Regions from separate parts of the Mus musculus genome. Here regions 2 and 3 are each linked to region 1. The links are chromatin loops, found by intact Hi-C in ENCODE. Cell type or tissue: heart. All regions are shown on one strand. Region 1 holds the start of Gm41370 (a long non-coding RNA gene). Region 2 holds the start of Gm34201 (a long non-coding RNA gene). Region 3 overlaps Gm34201 (a long non-coding RNA gene).

Region 1 (8,000 bases):
CCCTAACACATATACAGTGCCCCAGAGCTTCATGCCAGATAGGCAACAACAGAGCTAGACCACAGCTTCCGTGGGTTTTGTAGAGAAAGTTTCTGAATGGGAAATTCTCCCTCGGAGGCTATGGAGGCTCCATTTTGCTTCCAGCCACTGGGATACCATGGACTCAGTTTGCCCTTCTACAATTGGGTAGCTCCAAACAGCCCCTGCAGCAGCTGCAGGCTCAGATCTGTAGTGGTTCTATGCACTTGGACCCAGGTGCCTGGCCTCCCGTGGGCTCTTGTAAAAGAGTCTCTTAGCCCTGCCAAGGAAGAGAGATTGTGCCTCCAGGAGCTGCGTTGTGACAGGCTTTTCTCTGAGGCATAGTTCTGGAACTTGCTGTACCGGGAGAGAGGATCTATGCTGGGACTGGGGCATGACTTCAGGTCCCACCCAAGTCTGCGCTAATCGATGCCTGAGGTGCAAGATTCCCGCTGACCCCCTCAACGCCTTGTCTCCCCACACAGGCTTTCTAGACTGGGTCCCCAAGAAGATGCAGCGTGTGGGCTGTGTGGAGCTGCTCAACACAGTCCAGAGGCGGGTCCAGCCACGGCTGCACGTCTTTGGCCACATCCATGAAGGTGAGTAGGTGGGCAGGAGGGCAGGGAATCTCACATGGGATGCCTCTACCAAATCCTGCTCACTAGCTCCCTCTCTGACTTCTGCAAGAAACAGCCCAGCTCTGTGGCCCATGCATAGCCTACTTCACAGGCATTGCTGCTGTGGTTAGCACCTCAATGCTGCTGGCTAGCAGGTGTACTCACTGAAGTGGTGGGGATGTCCGCACCATGGACAGGTGGCTCACAGTCCTGGCTGCTCACACTGCCCCCACCCCCAGCCCATCCCTGCTCATCAGCTTACCTTCTTAGTCCTCAAGTGTTCTTCCTGGAGCCCAGGTTCAACATCTGATGCAAACCCTTGCTGTTTACTGGTCTGCTCACCCTGTCTGTGGGGTTGGACCATGGTACCTGGGACTCCACGCTGCGTTCATCTAGTTCATCTAAGAGTTTTATAACTTGGAAGTAAATAAACCCTGGCCATTTCTTGAGCACCTCTGAGCGCTGTTCTTGGGTGTCAGGAGAGTAGAGCACGTTTGTCTCTGGACATGGTCTCAGATGGCTGGGCAGCAGGCAGCCATCAAAGGCAGAGCACTGGAGCTCCCGGGGAAGCTCAGGAACAGTGAGTTTACAATGCTGGTTGTCTTCCTGGGCTCTCTTATGGGCCTTCAGGGACAACCTATGAAAGGTTGCCAGTGACCCAAACACCACCATGCATATTTGTATCGGCAAAATGGTACTCCAGAGAAGAAAGGGAGAGCGTCCCTTCTGGTGTGAGCCAGAAGAAGGGACTTCAGCAAGCAGAGTTGGTGGAGAGGGCATGTAATAAAAGACAGAAATGTGACAGTGGTCACCATGGTGATTGTGAGGAGAACAGAGATGATAATGAGGAGGAGGATCACAGTGGTAATGATAGTGGTGACAAAGATGGTGGTGGTAGTGACACTCAGAAGATAGTGGGTATGGTAGTGATGTCATGGCAGGGAAACACTTGTAAGGAAGAGGGTCTTGGTGATGGTGATGGTAGTGTGGTGATTGTCACAAGGATGGTGATGACTAGTGTTGATGGAGAGATGATAATGATGGTGTTGACAACAGTGGTCATGAAGAGGTAGTGGTAGTGTTGACGGTGGTGATACTGTAGATAGCGATGATGATGTTACCATGATGGCAGCGATGATGTCATGGTGATGATGGCAGTGCTGGGGATAGCAACAAGGATGGTAGTGATGTAGTTCAGGGCATAGTGCTGCTGCTAGGCATGGGGATGATGATGTCATCATGATGGGGATGAAGATGTCATGATGACATCAGTGCAGTTCGTGGACATAGCACACGAACACACCTGATCATATCTGATGAGATGGTGATACTGGGGACTGTGGAAACCAGGTGCCTATACCTAGTCACATCTACTCTGCTGACAGTGGCCATAGAGACCATGCTGATGACACCTGCTGAGGAAGACGATGTGAGGATAGTGATGACTGACTTGCTATGTGCTTTTCCTGTGATGTGCACTGGCTTAAGCACTGCATTTGGGCGTTGAACTTACTTGGTCCACCTGGCAGGCTCAGAAGGACCTATTATCGCTTCCACTTGACAGATAAAAAGACCCAAGAATGAGAACTGTTGTAGCTTGCCCCAGACATGTCCCACCCGCTATAGCAGAACACCTGTAGCTGCCACAGCCACTCACCAGAAAGCTCCAGATAATGGTCTGACAGGTGCGTGCTTACTTTCCAGGGTATGGCGTCATGGCAGACGGGACCACCACCTATGTGAACGCGTCGGTGTGCACTGTGAACTATCAGCCTGTGAATCCCCCCATAGTCATCGACCTGCCCACACCCCGGAACTCCTGACTGCTACCCACTCCAGTTCTGCCTACCCATGTCAGCTCTGTATGTCTGGCCAAGAGCCTGGATCCCCTAACCCACTTCCTCCCATGCAGAACAGCCTGGACAGTCCATTTGGCCTCGGGACCAGCCAGCAACGAGTAGAATCCTTGGGATAAAAGAAATCGCCTTTGTCAGCTTTCTGCCGCCTGCTGCTGGGACCTTGAACAGTCCCATCAGGGCCACCAGGCTCATCTCTGTGTTCTGTGTGTGCATCTGCCCCTTTTTTCTAGAGCCTAACACACTCACAGCCCTGTCTCACTTGGGAAATGACAGAAGCTCGGTTCGAAAGACACCCTCCGGCTTTGAGAAGCCGCTGCTCTCGGATGGAATTTGGGAAGTTTTATACAAGATGTCTAGCTACCCAAGTGTGTGGCTTGTGAGCCCCAAGGTTGCGGAAGTGTATGGCCTAGGCTCGGGCAGCTCTTCTCTGGCTGGAGGAAAGGAGATAGACTTGTTCCTTACGTGCATGGGTCTTGGGAATGTTCAGGGACATCTCAGGAATTCCGACAGCCCCCGGCCAGGCCTAGAGCAGATGGCTTGGCTTAGTCCCCCATTCCTTCCTCAGGACCCTGCTGCCAATGTGGACAATGGCTGAGTGTCTCCAGCTTCTGGCTCAGAACCTGGATTTGGGGAGGGGAGCTTTGTTCTTCTGGGTGGCCAGAACCTGCTGGTTACTCATCACAGTGAGGCCATCTTAGATCATCTGGGACCACACTACTTTGTAGATCACGATGGCCAGGGGATTCTGTGGGCTGAGACCTATGCCTGGTCATGTACATGCCCCATGTCTGTGGCATGTGTGTGCTTCTCCAAACCTAACCAGGTTGTTAGCATCTACAACGAGCTCCATCCTCCATGTGATTGATTTTTCCTTCCGAGGGTTCCAGGAAGCTTGTCAGTACCACCAGTAACCGGGAGGTGGCGCAGTTACAGAGCCACCCCGGGTGCTGATGGCAGCTCCACCTCTGGCTGCAGCCTTTCTTGAGCTAGGCCTGGGTGAACCCATCTGCAGAGGACAGAGCCAGCGGGCCCTGAGTCAGGGGGAGGCAGAGTCCATCACTGTCTATTTAAAATGCCCATATTTGTTCTTTGTGGACTCTTTTTTGCACTCATTCCGATTCTTAGTAACATGTCACTAAAATAGTATTATTTGTCCCGACTCTTGATGTTTTACACCCTTTATGTCATGCATCAGACACGAGGGCCTCACTTGCTTGGCCTGGTTCCAGCCTTGGGGACCAGATATCCTGGTACCTTTACTCGGTATAATTTTGTTTTATCTACAGACATTCCTGCAAGGTAGGTACTCTTGCCCTGTTACAGAGATGAGTCCACTGAGAGGAGAGGTCACTTGCCTGAGGATGCACAGCACAAAGGGGGCAGCAGTGGGATTTGGGCCTCCATCTCTGGCCTCACACCCTTCCCATCACCACTGGAGTTCTCTCCCTGCAAAGCAGGGCCTGGGTGGAGAGTCTCGCTTCATTTGGAAGGGTCCTTTTCAAAACTGGCTCTTGTTCATTCTCAACCTCGAGTCCCTCAGACCATCAGGAATCCTGAGCTTTTGGCTCAGCATCCCAGCATCCTGTGAGGCCCACTCCCAATTCTTTCTCTGCGGGTGAGTGAGCTGGGCTCTGGGATGCATTCCCAGGCCACCTTTGGTGCCCTACGTTGGCCAGGGGCAACTGTGCCCCACAGGACACAGGGCTGCAGGAATCTTGCTTGGGCCAAGTGGTCCTGGTGTGTGGGACATTTTACAAGGTCTCTCTTCGGTGCCTCAGATGCATGGCGTGTTTGGGGCAGAGAAAAATACATCTCCCATGTGCTTTCTCAGCTCCACAGTTTCTATATGGACCAAGAACTATAAACTTAAAAAAATTTTCCTAGGGCATCTTCAGAATGCGGCATATTTTTATGTGGAGAAGAAAAGCTGTGGAGGCAGCTGTCTTGAAGAGAAAATTCATTGGAAGTCCTCAAGATTTGAAAGATGGCGGCCTGCTCCTCAATCATTTTGGCATAACTTGATTGTGGCTGTAATTTTTTTTGTCAAGCATGTCAGACAATAAAGTCTTTGTAAAAAGAAAAGGCTAAGTCCATCTGGCTGCTCGTCCTGTGGGTGTGTCCCTGAGTTATGAGGGGGCAGAGGGAGGAAGAACTCCAAGACCTAGTGGCTAAAGACCCCCCCCATGTGACTACTCTCTGCTTGTCTCACCCCATCCCACCCCTCATGGGCACAGGGACTACAGACATCATGGGCAGGACTGGATGTCTGAGCTTCTAAACAAAGCATTGTGGTGTGGCCGAAGTGCTGGGTTTTCCTGAATATGACATGGCCAACCCAGCCATAGGAAGGCAAAAGGTTCATGGGTTGCCTAAGAGCAGCATCCTGGTCTCAAAGTCGCTCCCAGCTACAAAACTTCTACCATTTATTGCTAGCTGTCCATCCAACTATTCATCTTTCCACAGTCAAACACTTACCTGATGATTCATACTTTCATATGTCCATCCATCTACTCAGTCAGAAAACAAGCACCCATCCATCTGCCCACCCATCCATCCACCCATCAAGCTATAAAGCCAGACAGCTAGCCATCTATTCGTCCACAGGACTATCCATCTATCTGTGCACCAACAAAGCTGTCCATATATACACTCATCTGACCATACACTATTGATGAAACCATTAATTTACCCAGCCCCCTCAGGATATCACTCTATGTATCCATCTACCCACCCACCCACCCATCAAGTCACCCATCCTTCTGTCCTTCCATCTGTCTTACATAACCCCCCATCCAGCTCTGTATGGACCCCTCCACAGCCATTAACACTTCCCAAAGAGTCTGGCTGGCTTGGATGATGGAAAGGCTGGTGGTGGCTGTAACAGATTTAGGAGGGAAGACTGATAAAGGTAGATGTGAGGATAAAGGCTCCAGAGAGTCCAGGACAGCAGTAGATGTGGCTGCTGGTCACTGGAAGGAGTTGTGGACATAGAACAGGTGTCAAGAAAAAGGGATATGACTGACATCATAAAGCCACGGACCTGGGGCAGAAAAGGCCTGAGGAGTGGCCTGGGGCAGGTGTGCAATAACAATGTCCCCATGACCTCAGACAAGTCCCCTGCCCAGGGACTCATAGGCCTGCAGCATCCTGTCCTGGGACCTTAACTTCTGAATCCTGGTCTGTCTGAGGAACCCCACCAACTTCTACCATAACCACTGGAACCACAGTAGGGTTCCTGCACAGGGCGTGGCCCTCTGAAGCTGTCACCTCACAATGTCACCACACTGCCAGAGCTGCTTCAGTACACAGTCTCTGGGGCCCTCCTTCCTTCCCCCTCTTCCTTCCTTCTCACTTCACACATGGAGAAGGAAGGCACTCTACTACTGAGGTGTACCCCTCTGCAGCCCTGCTGAGACAGTGGCAGGGAACCAGTCTCTGGGGACTCACCAGAGCACGTGGCTGTCTTGGGCCTCCTTTCCCCGCCTCCTAAGGGCTGGAATCACAGGTGACTACCAGGTGCAGGGAGCCGTGGGGGTCAGAACCCTGCTCCTCTTGCTTGTACCATGTGCTTTAACCACCAAGCCATCTCTCTGGCCTCTTGCTGATCCTATTTAAAAATCTCTAAATATTCTAGAAACAAGTCTCTTTTTCCTGTCTCTGGGTTGGTCTTTTTAGTCCCATCCTCAGAGCAAATGTTGAAATTTTTGATGAAGCTTGATTTCCTTCCTTCCTTCCTTCCTTCCTTCCTTCCTTCCTTCCTTCCTTCCTTCCTTCCTCTCTCTCTCTCTCTCTCTCTCTCTCTCTCTCTCTCTCTCTCCTTCTTCTTCTTCCTCTTCTTTTCTCTCTCCCTCCCTCTCCCTCCCCCCCCTCTCTCTCCCTCCCTCCCTCCCTCCCTCCCTTCCTTCCTTCCTTCCTTTCTTTTCTTGTTCTTTGGATATGGTTATCATTTGAGGCAGGTGTTTCCCAGAGCCTCACGTATTGACAGGTGGTCATCAGCCATTGGCTGGACTGGGAGGCAGGGTCTAGGAGGAGGAAGTTAGCTCACTGTAGATATATAGTTGAAGCCGGTCTTGGGAACCCAGCTACGGTCCTCCTTCCTGGCTGCCACAGGTAAGTAACCTCCCTCGGCCATGCCACATGCCCAAAGCAACCAGGCCAATGGACCCTCTCTGAGCGAGTGAGCCAAAATCAACCTTGCTTTCTTAGAAGGGCTCCTTCTTGGGTATTTTGCCCTGTTGAAGAAATGCTGACTCTGCGGGTGATGCTTTCAAACTTGAGGTTGAGTGGATTGTCTCTCACTTATTAGTTCTGCTTCACACCCCTGTGCAGTCCCGGCCTCATCCTTTGGTGTGAGGTGTGCTAAGGTTCACATTTTACACACAGATACTGTTCCTCTAACCCACTGTACTGACTGGTTTTATGTGTCAATTTGAGACAAGAGTCATCAAGGAGGGATGAGCCTCCGTTGAGGAAATGCCTCTATGAGATCCAGCTGTAAGGCATTTTCTCAACTAGGGATCAATGGGGGAGGGCCCAGCCCATGGTGGATAGGGCCATCCTTCTCCTGGGTTCTATAAGCAAGCAGGCTGAACAAGCCAGTAAGCAGCACCCTCTGCATCAGCTCCTGCCTCCAGGATCCTGCCCTGTGTGAGTTCCATTCCTGACTTCCTTTGGTGATGAACAGCAATGTGGAAGTGTAAGTTGAATAAACCCTTTCCTCCCCAACTTGCTTTTTGGTCAAGGTGTTTCATCCCAGCACTAGAAAGCTTAAGATACCCACTGTCTTTGTCCACATTGGAAATCAGCTGGCTGCATCTATGTGGTACATTTCTTGGTTCCCCATTTTGTTCCATCACTCTCTTGCTGACACCATATTCCTAACGACTGCGCTTCCAAATGTACCTTCAGAGGAGCCAATGCGAGCCCTCCATCCTATCTTGTTTTGTTTTTAAACTTTTGAAGGAGGGTAACTTCTTTTCTACAATACATTTCTGGGTTAGCTGGTTGTTTTGTTTTGTTTTGTTTTGTTTTGTTTTTTGTTTTGTTTTTCAAGACAGGGTTTCTCTGTATAGCCCTGGCTGTCCTGGAACTCACTTTGTAGACCAGGCTGTCCTCAAACTCTGAAATCTGCCTGCCTCTGCCTCCCGAGTGCTGGGATTAAAGGTGTGCGCCACCAAGCCCGGCTGGGTTAGCTGGTTCTTGTCTACCAAAAACACTGAGATCCTGGCTGGAACCGTGGAGACTGTGCAGGCCTGGCAATGGCTGAGTGGCTAGGGACACTTGCTTCTCTTGCAGGAGAACAGAGTTCAATTCCCAGACCTACACTGGGTGGTTCACAACCACCTGCAACTCAGGCTCCAGAGGATCCAGTGCCTTCCTCTTCTGGTCTTTGCCAGTGCGCACACACACATGGCAACACAGACACATACTCACACATACAATAATATCAATCTCTTTTTTTTTTGTTTGTTTGTTATTCAAGATAGTGTTTTTCTGTGTAGCCTGG
Region 2 (8,000 bases), 770 kb after region 1:
GGGACAGCAGGAAGGATATGGGGGCCAGGATCTGGGACAGAGATAGCTGCAAGTCAGTACTCTCTCTGCAGCCGAGCATGGGCTCTGGCCAGTCTTGGGTGGAGACTCGTGATTGTTGGTTCTTCCAATAGCCCCATATCCAGGGACAACTAAGCAACCTGAAGCTATAGGAAGTGAGCGGCCTGTCCTCAAGTAATGTTCACTCACTTGTCATTGCCGTGCTGTGCTGGGCTGAGGTAGGTTGGTGTCTCCTTATCCTGAGCAATTATTCAGCAGACAGGTGCACTGGCCTTCAGCTGCAACACCGGGAAACACAGGCACAGAGAAGGGGCTTGCAACATAAGAGAGGTAGCTAGCCAGGGATGGACGCTGTGCTGACCAGTTTTGCATCAACTTGACACAAGCTAGAGTCATTTTGGAAGAGGGAACCTCAATCGAGAAAAATGCCCCCACCAGACTGGCCTCTGGGCAAGCCTGTAAAACATTTTCTTGATTGACATGAGAGGTCCTGGCTCACTGTGGGCAGTGCTACCCCAGGGCAGGTGATCCTACAGTGCTATGGAAAAAAAAAAACAAAAAACAGACTGAGCAAGCCATCCTCCATGGCCTCTCCGTCAGCTCCTGTCTCTAGGTTCCTGCCCTGAGTTCCTGCCCTGACTTCCCTGGATGATGGAGTGCGAGCTGTAAGCGGAAATGAACCGTTTCCTCCCTGAGCTACTTTTGGTTGTGGTATTTATCTCAGCAATAGGAACTCTAGCTAAGATGGGGAGGGTGACAGAAACAAGCTAAGCACCTGGTCCAGAGAGAGAGAGAGAGAGTCTAGATACACACTGACATCAATAGGGATGGCAGAAAATCGCGTAATTAGATGTCTGCAGCAGAATTGCTGTTACAAGAAAGGCAAGCACGAGGACCAGGAGATGAGGTAGAGATGAGATGGGCAAAGAGAGATGAGTCTACCACCCCACCTCTGTCTCTGCAACACCCCAGGGGTCTGCTACATTGTAAATGGGGGAACTGAGGCAGAGACTAGCATCTGCATTTGAGGAAACTGAGGCACAACAAGGCTGAAACACAAGAGAATCTGTAGAAAAGCCAGGAGCAGACCCAGGGTTCTAGCTCTGTCCCAGGGACCTCTCACCCCAAGGCAGCCACCCCAGGCTCAAAGTAGGCAAAAGGTGGTGAAAAATCCAAGAAGACAGACAGCCGAGTGGTCAGTCAACTCCTCATTCCAGTCTTCAAGATGGGGATGGTGGGGCAACAAGGCTTTTACTACTCCAAGGAGACAGCCGTTGCTATGGTGACCCTTGTTACCTGGCAACTGAGTTACATCATCCTGGGCACCTGCTGTCTCTCCTCTAGTGCTAATTGCTGGCTCTAGGGATGGACCTGTATCCAACAACCCGCTTAACTCAGAAAACTCACCTTGGGGGACAAACCAGATAATCCCGAGCACATGAAGACATACATACACAGACACTCTGGGTCTTTGGCAACCAGAAATGGAACGTGCTTTCATTTTCAAGGATGAGAATGACTGTATTAGTAAATGGGATATCAAAATTATGCCAACCCCTCCCCACCTAAAACAATCTTCAAATAGTACCATACAGATGGAATTAGGACTCAGTGACATCTCAACTTGGCGGCATCCCCCTGGCCACCGTGACTCGTTATACAAAGGAGGGGATAGTTTGAATAAAGTTCCATACCACCCAGATCAGCAGTAAAGAGCCTCCATTGTACTGAGCACTGAAGGGACTACCCCAGGATAGGGTTTTAAGTACACATAGAGGGCAGACACCAGACTCAGAACCCAAGTTCAAAGTCTTCAAAGTAAGAAGACTGCCCAGTAGGCATAGCCTTCAAACCTCCACATCACCTGCCCTACTCATATGGCACAGGCTCTACCCACTGCTGGGCCATGTTGGGCCCAGGAATCAGACCCCCGCCAAGGGACAACCAGTCTAACACACAGCAGAATGAGCCACCCGAGGGATGCTGGTGGTCTCCAGAAGGAGATATTATGTGAGCAGAGTCTTGGGGGCAACTAGGGTGTAGCTCCCAAATTTGGGAGGGGTCCCTGAATAGCCTTCTATGCAGCTCTAAGCCAGAGCTGAGTTTCAAAGGGTATAGAGACCCCTGGGTAGGCTCCGAGGGGCAGGGGGCTCTGAAGGACTGACCAACGTACACACAGACACCTGTAACTGCTGCCAGGGTGATAGATACAAATGGAAGACATAGACACTGTGGAGCAAGAGCCACACCTCATGCTACACAGGGTCCTGCGGCAAGCAGGGATGGGCCCTGGGAGACAGTTCCTGGATTCCAGCCAGCTCTGCTCTGACTGGCCTGGGAACATGGTGGGCTGAATATTCAACTCTTAACTCTGATAGATGTGGCCTTAACTTGAAGACCTGGTCTCAGCATCCTGCACTGTGAAGTGGGCCCTTGATCTTGGGGTCCGTGTCTTTGAAAAAGACAGAGGGGGCCAGGGAGATGGCTCAGCGGGTAAAGGTGAACACAGCCATGGCGAATGGCTCAACTTTGATCCCCGTGACACACTTGGTGGAAAGAAAGGATTCCCTTCTGAGAGTTGTTCTCTGACCTACACACACACACACACACACACACACACTCACAGAGAGGGAAAGAAACAGACAGAAAGGCAGAGACAAACAGAGACAGAGAGACAGAGAAATTGAGACACACAAAGACAGAGAGACAGAGACAGAGAGACAGACACACACATGCATTCACAGAGAGAGAAATAGAGAGACAGACAGACAGATACAGAGAGACAGATGCATACACAGACACACACACAGAGAGACAGAGAAACAGAGTGACAGAGGGACAGGGAGAGACAGAGACAGAGAGAAACAGAGAAAGAGGCACAGAGACAGAGAGAAACAGAGAGACAGAGAGTCAGAGAGACAGACAAACATACATAAATATGCACACATACACAGACACACACAGAGAAACACAGACCCACACACATACACTACATAGTGTTTTTTTTTTTAAATGAAGCAGAGGAGAAGACATCAGATGGACCCAGGAAAGTGGGAGCAGATACAGAGCCATGTACCCATAAGCCAAGGGATGCCCCAGCCTACAGGAGCTGGCAGAGCCTTTGGATCTTGACTAGACTTCTGGCCTTCACAACTCAGTGGATAAATAAGTCCATGTAGTTAAAGCCTTTAGCTTGTGGTCATCTGCTAAGGTAGCCTAAGGCTCTAATGGCATCCTTCTCCCCTCCCCCCTGGAATTCCTCTGTGCAGAACTCAGGTGACCTAACACTTACCTAGGCTTTGACATTCCCCCAGGGCACAGAACAGGTGATGGAGGGCAAGGAGGTGCAGCAGAGATCACTTCAGGGTGCGGTAGGGACAATGTCTCGCTACCTGATCCTTTGAACACCATCTCCTGGACTGACAATATTCCTATCTCTCTCCAAGCTAGGGTTCAGTCTAATGGGCTGGTACCCTAGTCTCCAGACCCATTTCCAGTAGAGTTTGTGGGAAACAGAGGCCTCAAGAAGGGACAGGTCCTAGCAGGACACAGGTTTGGAGGACACATCTTGGTCAGGGACAAAACAGTCACTTTGGTCCAATCCATTGGAACCATACTAACACAGTGCTGATTTGAAATGCCTGCAACTTGAAGTCTGGTCCAAGGCTTGCACTCTCAAGCAGGGTGATGGCGACCTCTGCTGGCCCAGCTCCAGAGCCTTTTCCAGCCCAAGGCATAGGAGGCAGCTGCAAGAGGTCTGCTAGAACCAGATCCCCCAAAATGGAAAAGGCCTGTGCTTCCACAGTCACAATGTTGCTCTCAACCATTATCTGTGGATGCTCAGTGTCGGGAGCTCTGTAGACACCCACGGAGTCTCCCCTACACTGAATGGGCTAGATTGGGGCCTGGATGAGGGGCCTGAGACCTGAGAACAGAGATCACAACCCAGGCTCCGTGGAGCAAGAGAGAAATGAACCATCAGGACAGAAGATTCCAGGTGAAGACAGGAGGCTCCCTGGGGAGTTCTCGTCCCTGCCTGAGCTTCAGTTTATTCATCTGCTCTGAGCAGACCTGTCCCCCATCTGGGAGGGATTGGAGAGTGGTGGGCACACGCCCTGTGGGTAGGGAGGAGACTCAGTCAGTCCCCAAGCACAGCACTCAGAAGCACGTCACCTGACACTCTCTACGTTCATGAGCCTAGCATACTAAGTTTTGTATTATGCTCAGTTTTAAAGACTTGTTTATTCTTATTTTATGTGTACGAGTGTTTTGCCCCCATGAATGTCTGTGCACCACGGATGTGCCTGGTGCCCATGAAGTTCAGAAGAGGGCATCATATCCCTTGGAACTAGAGTTACAGATAGGTGTGAGCCACTACGTGGGTGCTGGGAACTGAGCCGCTGAGCCATCTCTCCAGCCCCAGGTTGGTTGTTTTATTTATTTTCTTTTTTTTTTGTTGTTGTTGTTGGATTTTGTTGTTGTTGTTGTTGTTGTTTGTTTTTTGTTTTTGTTTTGTTTTGGTTTGGTTTGGTTTGGTTTGGTTTTTTCGAGGCAGGGTTTCTCTGTGTAGCCCTGGCTGTCCTGGAACTCACTTTGTAGACCAGGATGGCCTCGAACTCAGAAATCCCCCTGTCTCTGCCTCCCGAGTGCTGGGATCAAAGGCGTGCGGCACCACGCCCGGCTGTTGTTGTTTTTGGTTTTGGTTTCTCGAGACAGGGTTTCTCTATATAGCCCTGGCTGTCCTGGAACTCACTTTGTAGATCAAGCTGGCCTCAAACTCAGAAATCCACCTGCCTCTGCCTCCCGAGTGCTGGGATTAAAGGCATGCACCACCACGCCCGATTTATTTATTTTCTTAAGCAGAAATGAATTTCCTCACAGCCAGCGCTGGGGACGAGAAACACAAATCAAGGTGTCTGCAGGTCTGGGGGTGTTTTGATTTTTTTGTCTCGTTTTTTCCTTTCATTACACTGGGATCCGTAAACAGGTTTTCACTTCAGTATGTAATATACTCAGTACAATTTATCCTGCCATACCCCGCTAAAGAGCTGCTTCTCGCCCTGCCCACTGGTCCTGTTTGCCCCCAGCTATCTCTCATCGTCCATACCTATGTACTTATACATCTACATAATAAAATCCTGGATCCATGAACGGGAGAAAACACACAACCTTTCTTTCTGAAGTGGACTTGTGTTTGGCACAATCATCTCCAGTTGTGTGTGTTTTCTTGCTAGCAGCCTAACTCTGTTCTGCTTTGCGGCTGGGAAAAAAAATCCCCCAGTCTATATACAACATTTATTCTTTATCCATAGCTTCCCTATCTGCTTCCACAGCCTGGGTGGCTGGCCCTAAGCAAACCTCATCCCAGCCTAACCCTAGACCAGGCCCAGCAGGAAGTTTCCCAAATGGTGACCATACAGAGTGTGGTCAAGAGTATGGTGCCCCAACTTTGCCTCGGAGCAAGCACCCTTTCTGTGCTGAAGTCTTGGAAAGTGCTGGGCCAAGCAGTGAGGTTGGAGAACTGGATCGACAGGCCATGTGTCAAAACCTGCATCTGCAGGGCACTGGTGCCCTCTAGTGGCGGATCGAAGGAAGGCAACGCACACCTAAACCGAGAACAGTGCTGTGATAGGGCTCTCTAGGTAGGAAGGGGCAGGTATCAGGCAGGGTTAAAGTCCTCAGGAGTTTCCCACCACTGAGCCATCCTCCCCGCCCCCATGCTGTTCTCTAATTAGTTATTGTCAGTCATTCTGTGACTGAGGAGACTTAGAGGAAGTGAAATGAGCTCTTGAGGGGGCAAGGGATCTAAAGCCAGGACTCCTGAGAGCCTTCCACACCCTGATCAGCTCCAGCCCGGTCATCTACGGGTGAGAACTGAAGCGAAGATGGCTTATGGGAGTCTGGAGGCTGGCTCATCTCAATCCTGATCTCCAGTCAGAATTCACAAACATGGCTACTAGTTCCATTATGCATACCCGTCTCCGACACAGATAGACAGGAGACATGGTGGCAGAGCCCACACTCTGCTCTCGGCAATGCTCCACACTGACTTTTGGAAATGGACCTCTGGCCACCTCTCCAACCTGCCGACAGTTAGGAGAAGAGGGCTGGAAGAGGACAGCTCAAACACAAGCGACACAGTCAGACACCGGTTCAAATCCCAGCCCCAACACCTTCCCACTCTAACTCACCTCCATTCCCCTCCCTGGGTCTTCATGACCTCCCTGGCGAGATGGGCTGTTGGTGTTTTTGCACAAGGTGGCTTGATCATCAATCACGAGCTATTTGCAGAGCTCAAGCCTGAGGCTCAGTGTCAAAAGCAAGCGTGCAGATCCTGCAGAGCACAACCCAAGAGCACGGCAGCCTACGGGAGACCCAGAGGCACCAAGTTATGCCCCCCCCATAGTAGGGAATCAATAGAGATCAAGGAATCCTGGAGAGAGAGAGTAGGACCCGGGTAGGGAAGGATGCAAGTGGAGCAGACCCCAGAGAGCAGACATGTCCAGAGTGAGCAACTCCATAGAAGCAAAACTCATGTTAGTGATAGCCAGGTTAGGGTGGGGTAAGGAGGTTACTCTTCACCTCTGATATCTAGAGACATGAAAAGATGTATGTGGCTAAGTTGGTAAAGCACTCTCTTAGCATGCATGCATGCATGAAGTTCTGGGGTCCATCCCTATCCATCCCTAGTAGCATCTAAGATGAGTGTGGCATACGTCTGTCGTCTTAGCGGTTCAAGGTCATCCTTGGCTACACAGTGAGTTCAAGGATAGCCTGGGCTACATGAAGCCCTGTCTCAAAAACTCCAAAAAAAAAAAAAAAAGTTCTACAGTTAGTATAAATGTACTAAAAACCCATACTGAGCCCCCCACCCCCAAAAGAATGGCTTTTTGTGGTGTGTGATTTCAGTTCAGGTTTTCAAAGGCCCTCAGCTGACTGACACCCACCTCCCCAGCAGGCCACGGAGCCTCTCCTACTTCATTCTTACTCAGATGCCGCATCAGTAAATTTTCTCACCGCTGTTTTAAAAACATCTCGACAGAGCCAACTAAAGGAAGGGATGGGTTATCTGGGCCACAGTTTGAGGGCACAGTTGATTGTGGTGTGGAAGACATGGTGGCAGGAGCTTGAGGCAGCTCAAGACAGGAAGCAGGGAGAGACAAATGCTGGTGTTCGGCTTGCTCTCTCCTTTATATATGCCACCCATAGTTAGGCTCATCTCTCTTCAATTAACACAACTTAGAAAATCCCTCTCACGGGGGCTGGAGAGATGGCTCAGAGGTTAAGAGCACTGAGTGCTCTTCCAAAGGTCCTGAGTTCAAATCCCAGCAACCACATGGTGGCTCACAACCACTTGTAATGAGATCTGATGCCCTCTTCTGGGATGTCTGAGACAGCTACAGTGTAGCTGTTTATATTTATTATATGTAAGTACATTTATTTATTATATGTAATTCCATGTATTATATGTAAGTACAGTACAGTGTACTTACATATAATAAATAAATAAATCCTTAGAAAGAAAGAAAGAAAGAAAGAAAGAAAGAAAGAAAGAAAGAAAGAAAATCCCTCTCACAAACACTATCAGAAGATTGTCTCTGGGGTGGTTCTAGATCCAGTCAGGTTGACAATATTAAACAACAACACACACATACACACACACACACACACACACTATATATATATATATATATATATATATATATATATATATGTATATGTATATATATATATATATATACACATATATATATATATATACATACACACACACACAGCTGCCATGGAAAGTCAGAGAGGCCAGTCATACCCATTTCTGCATGCATTATCTGATATTAGGATGGTTGGTCTCTGTCTGACTGCCTCTCCTATTCCACCATGAATGCTCACAAAGTCAGTGACCATATCGGCGACCCTTGTGTTCACCACAAAATAGTGGCCTCATGAATCAGCCATCAGACAAGTAATGGGGACAGTATAGA
Region 3 (8,000 bases), 760 kb after region 1:
GCTGGGCAGATGTGGGGATCTGAGGAGATTGGGATGTTGCCATGGTGACAGGAGCTCCGCGTTTAGTGGTAAACATCTCCAACCCTCAGAAGCAGCCTCTTCACTATCTTCTGACATCTTGAAGAGAGGCACAGCCAGGGTGCAGCCACAAGTGACACTCTGGCCCAATGGGCTGTCCAGGAGCAGCCCAGTCCCTGCACAGAGACTCCAAGCGTGCAGGTAGAGACAGCACAGCAGTCGGCAACAGGGCAGGGCAGGACAGCAATGGACAGCTGGGATGGCACCATGCTCCCTGTGGCCCAATGCACTTGACTTTAGTAACCACGGAACAAGCAAGGGCTTTGCAAAGCTGCCCCACCTGTCAACTACACCAGATCCTGGCAAATGGACCTCATAGGCCTGTCCACATCGGTGCAAGGCTGCCCCCTACAGGTACGACTGGAGATTGCAGGGCAGATTGAAGCGCTACAGAGTCAGATGTAGATCTCTACACTCAGGACCAGTGCCTTCTGTAGGCACTGGTGTCTTGGCACTGAAGGTCCTGCCTGGCCCGTGTGTGGGAGGCACAGATGCCAGTGAGAAGCACAAATACAGCATAATCAGCAGGCAAAACTTTGAGGACAGCCAAAGCTAACCCCCCAGAGTAGAGAAGTCTTTCTGCCACCACCCCACAGAACCCCATGGTGAGGAAAAGAGGGAGAGAAGGGAGGAGAGAAGGGAGGACAGAAGATGGGAGGAAGGTAAGAAAAGAGAGAGGGAAGAAGGGAGGACTACTGGGGGTGCCTGGGGAGTTTCCCCTTGACTTCAGCCTGGAGAGACGTATGATGTGAACTCTCAGAAGTTTCGGGGAGACACAGCAGATGTAAAGGCCTCAGAGTGGCCCTCTGCCTGCCTGCTGGGATCAGCAAGATCTGGAGTGGAGCCATGATATTAAAGTTTCTCCCCAGGGAGAGACATAAGCAATGGCTTCCCCTTCTCCTAAGGCCCCAATGGTAAACTGAGGCGCAATTCCACCAAGGTTCTCTCTGGGGAGCCAATAAGTTGGCCTTCCTTACACAACACAGGTGAGGGGTTACATGCAGGGGTGTGGGCATTGCTACCCCCAACAGATAGCACCTAGACAGCCCTTACCCAACAGCTTTCCCTTAGATGCATAGATGGAGCCCTCTCCCCTAGTCTTCCTTGGTCCCTCTAGCCCTTCCCTGTTGTCACATGCAATTAAGGCAGAGTCACAAACAGCAGGTGATAGTCTGGATACTCAGGTGAGGGTCTTATAACTTTCCACCCCTCCATAGTGGCTGCAAACCGTCAGCAAGCCTTTCTGGGATCAGCCTTTTGCAGCAGAACTCCCCAAGATAACAGTCGCTTGGCTCAGAGGGCCAGTCACTCACAACGAGCCATCAGAAGAAGAGGTCAAGAGCCAGAGGTAAAACTGTGCCGGGCCAAGGTGCACATGCTGGAATAGCTGGAGAATGAGTGTCACAGGTCTGCCTCCTGCGGCGGTCTGCAGTGGCTGTGAGGGGAGAGATCATAGGAGACTACATCTGAAACGCAGACAGCGAGGAAGCGATTGTCCACACCAGGGGAGGCCCTACAGAAGCTGGACAGCAAGCAAGTCAGAGTTCTCTGAAGCTCTTTTCCCAGCTCTGGGCCACGGTGCGGACACCAACCGGGGAAGGAGGCCCCTGCAAGCCAAACTAGCAATCCCACTGGAAATATCAGAAGCTTCAAACCCTGGAGCAATCTCTCAGACACAAACACACCTGGAGTATCTGTGACCCAGCAGGGCAGGGAGAGCATAGAGCCCCTCCAGGACACATTCGCCTTTGATTGGAATTTCTGCACCAGCTTCCCCTCCGGCCCTGCCAAGTTAGAATGGGGGCAGGACTTCCGCGCAGTAAGGTCTCAGGGAAGCTGAAGGAGAGGATCTGGCCAGCACAGGGGTGTTCAGGTGCTCTCTATCCCTACTGTATCCTGTCCATCCCAGAGCTTGTAACAGCACAGGAACACAAACAGATAGGCAAACAGACAGACAGACAGACCCGGAGGCTCAGGTCAAACCCTCGAGCTAGGTACACGGGAGCCCCCTGAGACTAACTCCAGGAGAGTTGATGGACAGAAGAAAAGCAGGTATTCCCAGTGATCCTGTGAGGAAACTGGTCCATTTTATAGACAGTACAATTGAAGCTCTGGGAGGTGAAAGGAGCCCTCACCTACCTCAGCACCTGGAATATATCCGCTAAACCAGCAGTTCTCAACCTGTGGATCGCAACCCCTTTGGAGATCCGCATATTAGATACCCTGGATAGCAGATGTTTGCATTATGATTCATAACCGTGGCAAAATTACAGTTAATGAAGTAGCAATTTGTGATGGGGGGTCACCACAACACAAGGAACTGTATTAAAGGGTCATAGCATTGGGAAGTGAGAACCACTGACCTACACCATGCCAGCTGGCATCCAAGCAGCCCACTGTCCCCAGGGACCCTAAGGCTGAGTTCAGGAAACTCTTCGTTCCCCTGGAGGAGAGGAGCTCTTCTGTGCTGGGGACAGCTGCAGCCACCTCCCCATGTCCCTGGCCTTCTTAAGCACCACTTGATGGCCAGCCTGGTCTGCCATTTCCCTGGCACCTTCAGGAATCCCCTGCTGTATAAATTAACCCTTCTCTGGACCTTCTGAGGCTCCCTGCTGCTCTCAGTCTTATTCTCTGCAATTCTGTCCTCTGCTGATTTTCTAAGACTCTGATGAGCCTTAACTCTGAGACCCCTTGAGTGAACAACTCAGAGCCGGGGATCATTGCAAAAGCAAGAGGAATTTTATTATTCCAGCATGCTGGGGTTGCCCTGCACACAAAGGAGAGAGAGGACAACCCCACGCAGCCTGTTTGGCAAGTTTTTATACAATTTTCAGAGCAGCAGCCATTAGGCACAATGTGATTGGCAGAACAGTGTGACTTTTAAACTGATTGGTCTTTAGGGAATAAGGTGGCAAGGACTTCCCTTGTCTGTAGGTCCACATTGTGTCTCCCTGCTCTGGGCCTCCCCGACCTGCAGGTGGCCGACGGTCGGTTCCCCACCGCGCCCCCTTGTGGTCTGAGGAATGTAAATAGCCTCTCCCTTCCAGATGGGAGGGGTGCCTAAGTGCTCTTTCTCTTCCAGGAGGGGAGGAGTCTGGTGGAATTTTCCAAAGGTCCTGAACCCACTTCTGCAACTTCTTCCCTGTCTCGCTATTTGCAGATTCCCCCACCTCCATCCCTTCCCTGCTTCCTGACACTTTCCCGTGGTCATAAACCACTGTGACCCACATGGCCTGGTCCCCATGAGAACCTCAGGGTGAAACAGGCTGACTTTGAACTCACTATGCAGTCCAGGCTGCCCTCGAACGCAAGATCCTCCTGCCTCTGCCTTCCACACAAGTGCCAGGATTACAGGTGTTGGCATCAGGGCATTTCAAACCTATGATGCAACAGGCACCATATTCCCATCACTCACTGGGTTTACCTCCCACTCTTATTTGTGTTACATCATTTTCCTTATAAATAAGGAGAACGCCCCTTCCTCACTCTCTCTTTTTCTTTCTTTCTTTCTCTTCCCTCTCTTCTCGCCTCCTCTTCTCTCTCCACCACTCCTTTGTCTCTCCCTTCCAATAAAACCTCTTCCACGTGGAACCGCTTGGGCCTAGCATGTTGCTTTGGCGCTACCCTGCCATTCTAACACATCAACAGGTATGTGCCTCACAACCAGGACGCGTACTGTGGGTAAATGTGGGTGCTTACGTGTGAAGGGCATGTATACCCCTTAATCACATGCATTCGTGTGGGCACATGCACACAAAAGGCTGCGTGCCTGCAGTGTGCGCATGGAAACTAGAGGTGGAGGGAGAGTGCGCGTGTCTTCCTCAATCACCCTCCACCCCGAGTTTGAAAGGCAGGAGTCCATCAGTTCCCTTAGGAGAACTGACCCATGAGAGACCCCGCCCCAAAACTGGAGTTACATACAGGAGCCTGGGTATAACATGGCTGCTGGAGGTTCCAACTCAAGCCCTTACATTTGCACAGCAGGCACTTCCCCAGCTGGACTTCTCCCCACACCCCTCCCCCACATTCTATACCCTAGTCAGGTAGAGCCCCCCCCCTCTCCCAAGCTACCCTCAGGCCCCACAACTGCAGCAGGACTCACCAGCTTCAGCAACCGGCAGGCATCGGGGATGGAGATTTCTTAGGTTAAAAGGAGGTAGAGTAGGGAACAAGAGGCCTAGAGGATCCTGGGAGCCACAGCTGCACCAAGCAGAGTCCAGGGAGATCAGGGTGGAAGGCCATAGCTCCTGTCCGTCTGGAAGGGAAGGGATATTTTTACATTTCTATACCAGGAAAACCCACAGACGTGGATTTATAACTTTGATGAGACTGAGAGTCTGTAGAAAGCATCGTGTATATGACTGCTCTGGTGTGCTCAGCAGGGGATCCAGAGAGAAAGAGGTTAGAAGGATGAAAGGCCGAGGGGCAGCTGTGTACTCTGGAAGCATTCTCTTGAGGTGACTTAATTCCTAGAGACTCCACTGAGCAGACATGGGACGCTGGGATTTGGATCCAGAAACCACCCCGGAAACCTGTGTGTTGACTTGAACTCTAACAGAGGGTTTTGAGGCAACTGTATCATGATGGTCTTATCCATGGACTTCTCCGATGATATGTGCCTAGACTAAGTGGCTACTGGAGATGGTGGGAACTTCAGCAGGTGGGGTCTAGTACAGTCCCTCTCCCCTGCCCCCCTCTGCTTCTGCCATCCATGTGGTGAGTAGCTCTCTTCCTCTACCACAGGCTCCCACTGTGACACTCAGCCTCACCTCTGACTCCAAAACAAATGGCCGGACCAACCCTGGATTGAATCCTTTCAAACTAAACTGACCAATAGGCCCAGCACAGAGGGAGGCTCTGAGCACAAGGGTCACAGCTTTGCCAAATTAAAGTTACAACTGTCTGACCAGAGAGGAGCAGGCAGAGTTTCACCATTTCTAACATGGAAGTACAGGGTCACCAGAGGAGAGATGTGTGCCCAGGGTCCTTCTCAGATCTGTACTCAGTCCATAGGTTTGCACAGCCCGGGAGGCCAGGCTTGGGCCTAGGGGCCTGGAAGGCAGATTTGGTGGAGAGCACCTGCTTGGCATATGCAAAGGCAAAGGGCTCACTCCCCAGTCAGCATCCAGTGGATGGCCACTGTCTCCTGAACGCGGGCCTGGGCTCCTCAGAGAGCAAGACACTCCAGTCCTCCATCACTAGGCTCCCTGAGGCAGTATTTCAGAAGCTCATAGGAAAAAGACAGTCCTCAGTGAAGAGATCATGGAGTTTGTAGGTGCCCTCCTCTCCAGAAGGGAGAGGCTGGTCACATTCCTCAGAAAGACCACAGTGGGGACTGACCACCAGCCACCTGCAGATGAGGGAAGCCCTTACTACCTCATTCCCTAAGGACCAATCAGTTTAAAAGTCATACTGTTCTGCCAGGCATATTGTGCCTAGTTGCTGTTGCTCTATTCCACCCCTGGAAACTGTATAAAAACTGGCCGAACAGGCTGCCCGGGGTCATCACCTCTCCTTTGAATGTGGGACTGTGGGACGGCCCCAGTGCACTGGAGTGCTGGAACAATAAATTCCTCTTGCTTTTGCATCAATCTCCGGCTCCATGTGGTCCACGGGGGAGGGGGGGGGCGAGGTTCCCAGGTAGCTAAGGCTTGTCAGAGTCTTACATGAGCAGTCCCTTCAGACAAAGCAAACTTCATGGCCCTCCATCTCTGGCTATTTTGGTGACAACTGGCAAGACTGAATAGGGGTGGGGGTGGGGCTGCATCTCATTAACACAACTCAGAAACTTCCAGTCATGCCCTAGACTGCTGGAGTCAGCAGGGACCTCTGTGCTCACCTTGCCCACAGTTGTTTATTTAGGCCCAGAGAAAGGCAGCCATGCACACTCGCGTTGTATTGAACTGTGGAGACAGGTGGAATTCTAGCTTCTGAGTATCCAGCACAGCCTATCCCTGCAGCCCAGAGGTAGCTTGGATCCCTGCTGAGTCCCTCCTGGACTGGAGCGTCCCCACCTCTTCCCCTACCCCCCACCCACGGGAGGGGAAAGAGCTAAATTCTCACTTAACAGCAGGATGCTTCTGGGCCTCATTACCATGATGCAAATTAATATTTATTATGCAATTATTCATCTTTGTAATTGCTAGTATTTCAAAGGGAGCACAGAAGGTTTAATTAGAACACGTGGAATGTTATTAAAATGGAATGTCAGAAGGAGGGGTGACCCTCTCCCCTCTGCAGCCCCAAGCCCTGCTACCTCCAGAAGGTTCTTGGAGCTTGAGTCAACACCAGCCTGGCTTCCCTACCTGGGTGCTCCCCATGGGACCCTGCACTTCCTTTTTCATTATTTTATGAGATCTTGACTCCTAGAAACCTAGAAACTTTGTGGGTTATTGTGCTAGCAGAAGTTCAGACTCAAAGAGCCTGTCTGTAGACATCTGTCTGCAGACAAGAAGCTGCAGATGTTATTGAAAACTAGGGCTTCCTGGTGCACAGGCCAGCACCTGGGTCTTCTAAAAGGCCGGTGGCGAGCTGGATATGGTGGTGTGCAACTTTAATCCCAGTACTGAGAGGCAGAGGAAGACAGGTTGTTATGAGTTCAAGGCCAGCCTGGATGACGAAGCAAGTTACAGGCCAGCGAGAGATACACAGAGAGACCCTACCTCAGCAAGACAAAGGCTTTTAAAATAATAAAACTAAATGAAAAGGACAATGGCACCAGGACAGGGGCCTGCCACCCTCTGCACCGAGCCAGCCAGGCCTCTGCAGTCTCTGGGAAGCAGCTCACCCAGCACCCAGTTCCTCTTCCCCGCTGCCTCCTCCTGCCACACAGGAGATGTTCAGAGTGCTTTTAGGTCTGTAGCTCCTCATTCGTAATAGATTTTAATCTTGGGTGATACTCTGAGAAGGTCAGGAGGTAAGTGGTCATTCTAGGAAAGCCAAGTTTGGAACACACAGTCCTTCTGCCTGCCCAGCAGCAGCTGTGACTCCGCCCCTACCTGAACAGGCTGGCTGGGAGAGAGTGAGTCTGCCCTGCAGTAGTGAAATCAGGGCCAGGTCCACAGCTGAGCCAGAATGATGAAGAGGGCCTGATAATTTTAGGGCAGGAGGATCCAGCAGGATGCCCAAACAGGTAACTAGTGTGACTATACTGGCAAGATAGAAGGAGAAGCTCAGATGGAAGATGCTGGGGGGCAGGGGGGAGCTTCAAGGATGATGGAATGGGTCACAGTCAGTCACCATCACGAAGACTGAACCTCTAGCAACTGAGAGGACCAGGGCAAGACAGGGAAACAGTCCTGTCTCTGAGCCTCAGAGCCTCAGGCTTGTTCACGGAGTCCTGTCTGCTTTCAGAGAAGAGCCTCTTAGAGAACCTGGGGCACCCTGTTTTGGCTGGAGTGCTTAGCATCAAGCTCAGAGACTTGCTTGTTTCACACACACACACACACACACACACACACACACACACACACACACACACCCCACCACCACCACCACCACCACCACCACCACCACCACCACCCACAGCTTTTATATATAGGTGCTGTGAAATCGGAGCTCAGGTCCTCACAGTCGAATAGTAAGCACTAACCAAGGATCCATCTACCCAGCTGATTTCTGAGTTGGCCTCACGTGGGCCAGCTATGCAGTTGAGAACGGCCCTGATCTCTTGGTCCTCCTTGCTCAATCCTAAATACTCGGATTACAGGTGTGCGCCATAATTTCACAAAGGACAGGGGAACCTGCAGCTGAAGCGTAGCCGGTGTTCTGGTGACTCCACCCTGAGACTGGCACGTTCTTCCTCAGGTGCAGGTCAGCCCAGCTTCCTTTTACAGCTCTGAACCACCACCGTTGTCACTGTGCCTGTGAGTCACCGATGCAGGTGCCCTGACCTTTGTATGTTTGTACCTCATCTCCAGCTA

What was found. Peaks named below come from ENCODE experiments on the same cell type or tissue, not always from the same donor. Only the 100,000 strongest peaks of a DNase experiment are listed, where the experiment ranks them.
Region 2: a loop joins it to region 1, with 3 times the contacts of the local background. A loop is called at or near these places in 8 of 42 quality-filtered maps.
Region 3: a loop joins it to region 1, with 3.0 times the contacts of the local background. A loop is called at or near these places in 4 of 42 quality-filtered maps.

The regions. Positions count from the first base shown.
Region 1 is chr15:83,853,909-83,861,908 of GRCm38, forward strand. Mpped1 (metallophosphoesterase domain containing 1) reads left to right here. Exons shown (of 7, transcript NM_172610.3): 6 at 504-617; 7 at 2,340-4,566. The coding sequence ends at 2,458. Gm41370 (a long non-coding RNA gene) reads right to left here and starts at 2,241. Exons shown (of 7, transcript XR_003951468.1): 1 at 898-2,241. It overlaps Gm41372 (a long non-coding RNA gene), which reads left to right and starts at 5,272. Exons shown (of 3, transcript XR_875516.3): 1 at 5,272-5,999. In heart, a CTCF peak has its summit at 3,401 (motif pointing right); a DNase peak (open chromatin) is centred at 3,413; H3K27me3 peaks cover 1,361 bases.
Region 2 is chr15:84,626,179-84,634,178 of GRCm38, forward strand. It overlaps Gm34201 (a long non-coding RNA gene), which reads right to left and starts at 1,261. Exons shown (of 4, transcript XR_384298.2): 1 at 1,142-1,261; 2 at 208-296. In heart, CTCF peaks have their summits at 3,726 (motif pointing left) and 5,601 (motif pointing left); a DNase peak (open chromatin) is centred at 5,603; H3K27me3 peaks cover 2,596 bases.
Region 3 is chr15:84,614,013-84,622,012 of GRCm38, forward strand. Gm34201 (a long non-coding RNA gene) reads right to left here. Exons shown (of 4, transcript XR_384298.2): 3 at 4,181-4,333; 4 at 3,410-3,457. Among named protein-coding and RNA genes, the nearest start is that of Gm34201, 9.4 kb to the right of the region's middle. In heart, a CTCF peak has its summit at 3,085 (motif pointing left); DNase peaks (open chromatin) are centred at 399 and 3,118; H3K27me3 peaks cover 4,254 bases.